Regions from separate parts of the Mus musculus genome. Here all the other regions are linked to region 1. A link is a loop called in an ENCODE intact Hi-C map of the cell type or tissue named here. Cell type or tissue: heart. All regions are shown on one strand.

The links. Hi-C counts contacts between places; a loop is a spot of excess contacts. Peaks named below come from ENCODE experiments on the same cell type or tissue, not always from the same donor. Only the 100,000 strongest peaks of a DNase experiment are listed, where the experiment ranks them.
Region 2: it touches region 1 in a loop (4-fold over the local background); 2 of 42 quality-filtered maps call a loop at or near these places.
Region 3: it touches region 1 in a loop (2.0-fold over the local background); 2 of 42 quality-filtered maps call a loop at or near these places.

Annotation. Positions count from the first base shown.
Region 1 is chr9:13,573,814-13,576,313 of GRCm38, reverse strand. The region is part of intron 1 of Maml2 (mastermind like transcriptional coactivator 2); the gene reads right to left. Among named protein-coding and RNA genes, the nearest start is that of Gm51666, 35 kb to the left of the region's middle. In heart, a CTCF peak has its summit at 1,105; DNase peaks (open chromatin) are centred at 1,213 and 1,933; H3K27ac peaks cover 1,151 bases.
Region 2 is chr9:13,468,058-13,470,557 of GRCm38, reverse strand. All of the region lies in intron 1 of Maml2 (mastermind like transcriptional coactivator 2), which reads right to left. Among named protein-coding and RNA genes, the nearest start is that of Phxr4, 38 kb to the right of the region's middle. In heart, a CTCF peak has its summit at 1,550; a DNase peak (open chromatin) is centred at 367; H3K27ac peaks cover 1,806 bases.
Region 3 is chr9:13,509,790-13,512,289 of GRCm38, reverse strand. The region is part of intron 1 of Maml2 (mastermind like transcriptional coactivator 2); the gene reads right to left. Among named protein-coding and RNA genes, the nearest start is that of Phxr4, 80 kb to the right of the region's middle. In heart, a CTCF peak has its summit at 1,162 (motif pointing left); DNase peaks (open chromatin) are centred at 1,099 and 1,469.

The DNA of each region.
Region 1 (2,500 bases):
AGTTATTTCATGACTGAAGGACTGAGTAAAAACGTATATGTGCTGCCAGTCTCAGTGCTACAGCCCATTAAACAACCTCGTGGAGGAGCTAGTTTTAGAACGTATGCTGTTGGGTGGATGCTGAGGAACATCACTAGAGGTCTCAAACTACATCCAATGATTGCACACAGAGAGACAAAACCTCATAGCATTGTGTAGGACACTTATTGAGAAGGAGAGAATCAGTGTCCACTGTACATGAATGCGTACATAGTGAGTGTTGGATGAGCCTCCACTAAGCCAAGAACAATGGATGAGAAAGAACAGGATGTGGGCTGGAAAGTAAGGAGTAAGACAGTGGGTTCCAATAAGCGATTTGTGCAAGAATTAATCAAGTCATCTCCATAGATTTAAGGTTCCATATGTCTCCACCATTCTGCAGGTATCCGTTGGATAAGATCTTGAGAGTCTCCGGACCTGGGAGTGAACTTAGTAATAGATTACCCAGCATGAAAAAAGTCTTGGGCCCTCACAAAGCCACACACACCTGATCTTGAGTGTCCTCAAAGGCGCATGTGTTATAATTCTGCTCCCCAATTATTGGGAGGTGATAGAACGAACGTAGTAGGAGATGCTTGTTTTTTGTCCCTGAGATGTCCTCCGAGGGAGCTGTGTGGTCCCCGTCTCCCCCATCTCTTTTGCTTCTGCAACCACAAGGTGCACAGTCTAGCAGTACCACCCAGTACACTTGCAATATGAATGAAAGTTCCCATTCTGACCAAAATATCTCAAACCCCTTATTTAATAAAAACTGGATCAGCTCAGTTATTTGCTATAGCAATGGAAAGCTGACTAACAGTCTCTGCTCCCTTCCACGTACCTGACTTTAGGAGAGGAAACACAGTACTTAGCAGCTGATGAATATTAGTCATTTTCACTGTGAACGGTAAGCACAGAATAATAAACTGGCTCTCAGTACCCAGACATGTGATGGGCTCAGGAGAGGAAGGTTTCTTCCCTAAACATTTTTAAGAGAAACTATGTGTGTTTCAAGCAGTGCTTTGGATGAGAAATTTACCCCTAGGCTCAGATATTTGAACACTTGCTCTCCAGCTGGTGGTGGTGTCGGAGAAGGCTGTGGAATCTTCAGGAGGCAGGGCTTCTCTGCAGGAAATGGCTCACAGGGGAAAGGCCTCGTAACTCAGCTCCACTTCCTATTCACTTCTGCTTCCTGAGTGTGGATGCATGGTGACCAACCAGCCTCTCACTCCTACCTTGGCACCTCTGCTGCCAGCTGCCCTGTCCTCCCTGCCAGGGTAGACAGTGTCCCCTGGAGCTGAAAATAACCCACATCTCCCTCCCTCCAGTTGTTTTTGTCAGGGTATTTTCTGTAGCAACAAGAAAGTAACTATGGCAGCCTGTTGCCTCGGTTCATTCCACTCTTCCTCAAGCCTGTGCAATGTGATGCTTTCCCCTAAAGTGCATGGTGGCACACACCTCTAATGCCGGCACCTCGGGGGGGGGGGGAAGCCAGCCTTGTTTTACAGAATGAGACCCTACCTCAGAAAAACAAGAAAAACAAATACAACAGAGGAGCTCTGTCACCGTTTTTCTTCTTCTTCTAGAGATTGGTGTGGAAAAGCAAAGTACAATTCGGAGCGAAGGCTGCCCTTGTGGCTTTCAGCAGAAGGCAGTCCTTTAAACCATCGTTCTTGGTGCTCTCTTAACCACATTAGTAACAGCCCTGTATATGCGTGAGCCATTTGATACAAATGATTTTCAAGAAATGCAGTTATTCCTTCACTGGAATAACTCTTAAAGCAGGTCTGAGAATTGGGCGAAGTGGTAGTTACTAGCCTTCTTACCAAGCTGCAGTGGAGCTTGGAGAAGACATGGCCTGTCCAGGGCCAGGACAGGAATCCAGCTTTGGCCAGAACAAGGCCCTGTTTCCTGTTTTGTCCCTCGAGACCTTGAGTGAGAGGGGAAGCAGCCAAACAGCTACCATCTCATTGCTAAACCCTGCACCAACTTGTGGACAATAGTCTCGTTAATTGCTCAAGATCTTTGGATGGGAAGCAAGTTGTATCCTATCTCTGCAAAATCGAAATCTCTGCAGAAACATTTCTCTCTCTCTCTTTGCTCCTCCCCCCTCACATATGGAGATATCGACAGTGACAGGCCAGATAGCATCATGCTGTCTTGTGTGGTTTTTTTCAAGGGAAGCGATGAGAAGCATCTGATAAGGCTGAGAATTTTCAACTGCCTGGCACAGTGAAAGGAACACTTGTCTAGGAGTCAGGACTTGTAGGCTCTGGTTGTGACTCTTCCATCTGTTACCTGCATAACCTGTCTCTTGTTACTTTCAACCCTACAACACATAGTCGTTTAGTAAATCAATGGGACTAACATGATGAAATCATGGTGTGTAAGAGTTTTTAAAACTATACACTTTCATGGAGATGAGAAAGATTGCCACTGGAGTGGGCAGTTTGATGATATACTGTTGAATCACATGAACTTC
Region 2 (2,500 bases), 110 kb after region 1:
AGAATTTCTTAGACACTGTTTTTAAGGGATAAAAACTTATGAAGGAATTCTGAGTTAATTTCAATTTAGGTTATAATTAGATTACTTCAAAACCCACAAGAAAGTGATTTTGAAGTTAACTTGTGGCAACGCCACACAGAGACAAGAATAATCACCAGAGACTTTCACTGGAGATAAAGTTCTACTAACTCTATGTAGATTCAGATAGCACTTTCTAGAAGGAGTTTTGAAGTAACACACACACACACACACACACACACACACACACACACACAACTTCAGTAGCAGCACAAAACATCCTTTGTTGCCGGACGTGAGAAAAACACACTTGTTTCTAAAAAAAAAACTATAGGAAGGAAGTGGAAGGGCCTCGGGGGCGGGGAGAGCTAAGGAATGCATACGGGTTCCTTTAGACACACTAAGAGAGCCATGGCTCTTCGTAGAGGGGCACAAGGTCACTAAGTGCAGTCAAATCTGTAGGGCTAATTCCTTCCTAAACTATAGGTGCGTTCTCAGACAATTGTTGTTATGGCATTAAGTTGCCCCAAGTTTAAAAAAAAAAACCTTTAAAAAGTCAAAATCAAAGGAACTCAGACACCTGCAATTGATTCTAATTTTACACATCTCAAAACATTTGAGGTTGCCAAAGGAGAATTACAAAGAAGAGTAAGCCGAGAGCGAAGACAGCATTGTGCCGAAATCCTGCATAAATTGGGAAATGTGTGTTAAAGGATAAACTGAGGCCTCGGTCTAACACAGATGTGGTCATGCTGCCTCCCTGAAACTGCTCTGTTCTCCTCACTGTGTTAAGGATAGAATGGGATGGACTACCCAGCCCTCCTGACCAGACTGTAGTGCCCTGTGGGAAATCCTATTGACTGAAGGCTAAGTAATGCCTTAGCAACTCTGAGGTAGAGGCCCTTAGAACCACAGCGTCCCATTGCCCTTGTGGATGTAAAAGCTGAGTCCTTGCCTGGAGTGAGGGAACAGTAAAGTAGAATCAAATGTCATTTGTGTCCCTGAAGCCCTTCTCCGCTTGCTGCTACTTCTCTCCAGGCCTTTATTGTTTGGCCTGCATTCTGGCCAGTGAGGAACAGGAAGATAGTTACCAAGGATTCCTGGGACTCTGAGAGTTTCTGAAAATGGACCCAGCACAGTACATTTCCCTCTTCCTCCTATCTGAATGGTGTCTGTGCCTGAGGCCAGCCTTTTCTGGATGAGAAGAGGGAAAAACCACAGACGGGGAATGGGGGATGGGAAATGGGGAATGGGGGATAGGGAATGGGCAAAATATAGGCTGAAGCTGGACCTGGGTTGATCTGAGATGTGTTCTAACACTCTCAGTATTTAAGGCCTTTTGTTTTGTGTAGATACATTTCCCCTTATATACTAATCCACAGATTTTCTGCTATTTGGAGACCACGCAAACACAAACAAAACACATTTTAAAAATTGATAGAGCTGTGAAGCCAGGCCTGCAAGTCAGTAATGGGGTGCCTGAGCTCAGGCACAGATTCTACACTTTCCCTTCATCCTTCTCTGCTGCCTTTGCAGGGGCCCTGCTGGCCCAGAACTGCCCTACAACTTCCTGTTCCCTGCAGACCCAGGGGCTGTGTTCAGCCTTCCATCTGAAGACACATTCGGCTTACCCTTCTAAGCTCAGCTGAGACATGACTTCCAAGGAAGCCGTTCCCGACCGTGGCTTATCATGCAAAGTCGGTTCCTTGGACATGTGTTCACAGAAACCTGTATTTGTCCTCTGTAGTTTTATCCTGGTTACAAACAAGTATTTGATGCTTGTCTTTCCATGTCACCTGGCGTCACCACAGGCATGTGGACTGTGATTCTGATTATGCAGGGTGGGTGGCTAATAAATATTTATTAAATAGAAGACACGCAGACATTCCTTATTCTAAACTAACCAATGAACTGAGCTGATGCTGAGTATAACTCAATCCTCTTCAACACCTGAGACCACCCAAGCAGATCAGCTGAGAACACACACTGTTTGGCTGGGCTACCTGCTACAGTTCTCTTAACAGATATCCAGGAAGAGGAAGTAGAACCCAGAGCCACCTGAGAAGACAGGATATGCCACATAGAAAGAAAGGAATATTTCTGGTCCGAAGGTAGTGTCAAACTCAGATTCAGCAAATTATTGCAAGAATAAAACCATGAACAGCAAGAAGAAAACTGCAAAAAAAGAAGCAGTATTACCTTGGAAATGTAAACTCCAGTTGTCAAAACACAGACACGATACAGTTTTCTCATTCCAGGTCATACACTGAGCATTTTGAAAGGTTATTCTGTGGGAAAACATTTCCAATTGTGCAGTGCAGTTGTAGAAAAACCTTGGGATTTACACAAACTTTGTTTTCATGCCAAATTTCCAGGAGGCCTTCTATTCCCTTAAGGGAGAGACACTGGCTTGTATCACTGTTTAATATCACAGCTCTCTACAACTGGGAAACTTCCCCTAGCATCCCAAAGTTAATCTTTG
Region 3 (2,500 bases), 64 kb after region 1:
CTCACATACACATACATACACATAAATACACATATACACATAAACACACTCACACATATACCCATACTCACACACACATACACATTCAGTCACACACACATACATTCATAGCCATATGCCACACACTCAAATACATACACTTATGTGCACATGCACACAATGCACACATGTGCATACTTGTGCATACAGATATACATACATACACATACCCCACACACACACCAAACACATGCACACTTACATATACACACATACATCAGATACATGCACACACATCTAGCACACACACATATGTACATATACATACCACACATATATATGCACACATACACACAAATCCAACACATACATACATATAAACACATCCACACATATCCAGCACATAAACACACACAAATATACACAAACACACACATCTGATGCACACAAAAAAAGAGACACACATGTCCAACACACACACATTTAAGAAATGGAGGGAAGTCAGATGGCATACACCTTTAATCTCAGCACTGGAGAGGTTGAAGCAGGCAGATCTCTGACTTAGAGGCCAACCTGGTCTACATAGCAGGTCCCAGGACAGTCAATGCCACATAGTGAACCACATTCTCAAAAGAAGAAGAAGGAGGAAGAGGAGGAGGAGGAGAAGGGAAGGAGGAAGAGAAGGAGGAGGAGGAGGAGGAGGAGGAAGAGGAGGAGAAGAAGAAGAAGAAGAAGAAGAAGAAGAAGAAGAAGAAGAAGAAGAAGAAGAAGAAGAAGAAGAAAAGGAGGAGGAGGAAGAGGAGGAAGAGGAGGAGGAGGAAGGAAGGAAGTGGAGGGAGCCACACCAATCTCTCTGAGTTATTGTAAGAATTAAATGTGACAAAGGGTATGAACTCTCTGTAATCATTAGTTCCTATTTATCTCAAGTAGTTTCTTATCCTTTTGTGACAGTAGACAACAAAAATAGAGAATTTCTGCTGATATTGGTGAACTATGAACTCAGTTCCAAGGCAGAAGGTTTAAATAACCAGGCCGACTCCAGAACCGTTGATGCTGTTGTCTTCCAGATGAGACTCACTCACAGTCCTTAGGAACATGCTGTTCACTGTGTGCTTGCCTGCGGGTCCTGGGCCAATTTCCTCATCTCAAATAGCAGCAGTTGGCTGCCCACACTACCCTCTGCAGGCAGCTGTGTCTCAGTAGAAACTGTCAAACAGCTGACTCTAGAAAACCAAATTTTCCTCTTTAAGATCCTAATTGCATCCATTGGTAAAATAAAATAAAATAAAATAAAAATCAAAGTGCATACCTTGCCCTTTCATGGGAGCTGACATTCTGAGCTCAGGTTTGTTAGGAAGTATTAGCAGAAGATTTAGAAGAAGTCTGGAGGGCCACCTCGGAGATGGAGTAGCAGATAAAATGTTCCCAACACAAAGATGAGGATTGCAGTTAGGGATCCAACACCCACACCAAAACTGGGCAAGGTGCTTGCCTGTAATCCCAGCACTGTGCACTGCAGACAAGGACAGGAGGGTTCCTGCGGTTTACTTGCCAGACAGTCTAGCCAACTAGTGAGTTCAGGTGGAGACCCTGTGTTTAATATATATATATATATGTAATGTGGAAAACAATAGAGGAAGACCTCTGGCCTCTATGTGGACTCCTGACTAAACACACACACAGAGAGAGAGAGAGAGAGAGAGAGAGAGAGAGAGAGAGAAGGAGGAGGAGGAGGAGGAGGAGGAGGAGGAGGAGGAGGAGGAGGAGGAGGAGGAGGAGGAGAAGAAGAAGAAGAAGAAGAAGAAGAAGAAGAAGAAGAAGAAGAAGAAGAAGAAGAAGAAGAAGAAGAAGAAGAAGAAGAAGAAGAGGAGGAGGAGAGGTGCAGATGGGACAGGAAAGAGAGAGGGACAGGAAGAGAGACAGGCAGACAGACAGATGGAGTCAGAAACAAAGGGACAAGGAGGGTCTTCTTAGAGAAGTCCACCCCTGCTAGTCCCCTCACTTTTTTGGTTGGTCTTCCAAATGAAACAAATCAGTATCCCCAAAGAGATGTGTTTTCCTGTTTCTGTTTATGTGCTGGAGAAGGGCAAAGCTGCACACCTGCTCACCACCATGAAGTGGTGAACTGTCTGCATGGCAGAGCAAACGAACCACTTAAGTTACTATAACATTCAAAGTGTAAGAAAGGTGCTTAGTGACACTGTGTTTCCAACCTAAAAACCTATGAGGGGACTCTACACTCCCAAGACGCCTGAGAGCTATGTGACAATGTGTGTGTGTGTGTGTATCAGAAATGGCCGATGGTTTTGTTCTGTGTGGTGCAGAAAGGTGGAGGCAGATGGCCCTGTGCACGCTTCACTGGGTAAGCGTCCAGAGTTTGGCCCCCACCTGTCTGTGGCTTCTAAGTCCCTTCCTTTCCCACACCCACCACTGAGCACAGCCCCCACTGCCACTGTGCTGCTGTCGTCTCTCCTTTGAACACTTACTCTGTCTAGTCAAATAGGCTCATCCAGGTACAGAA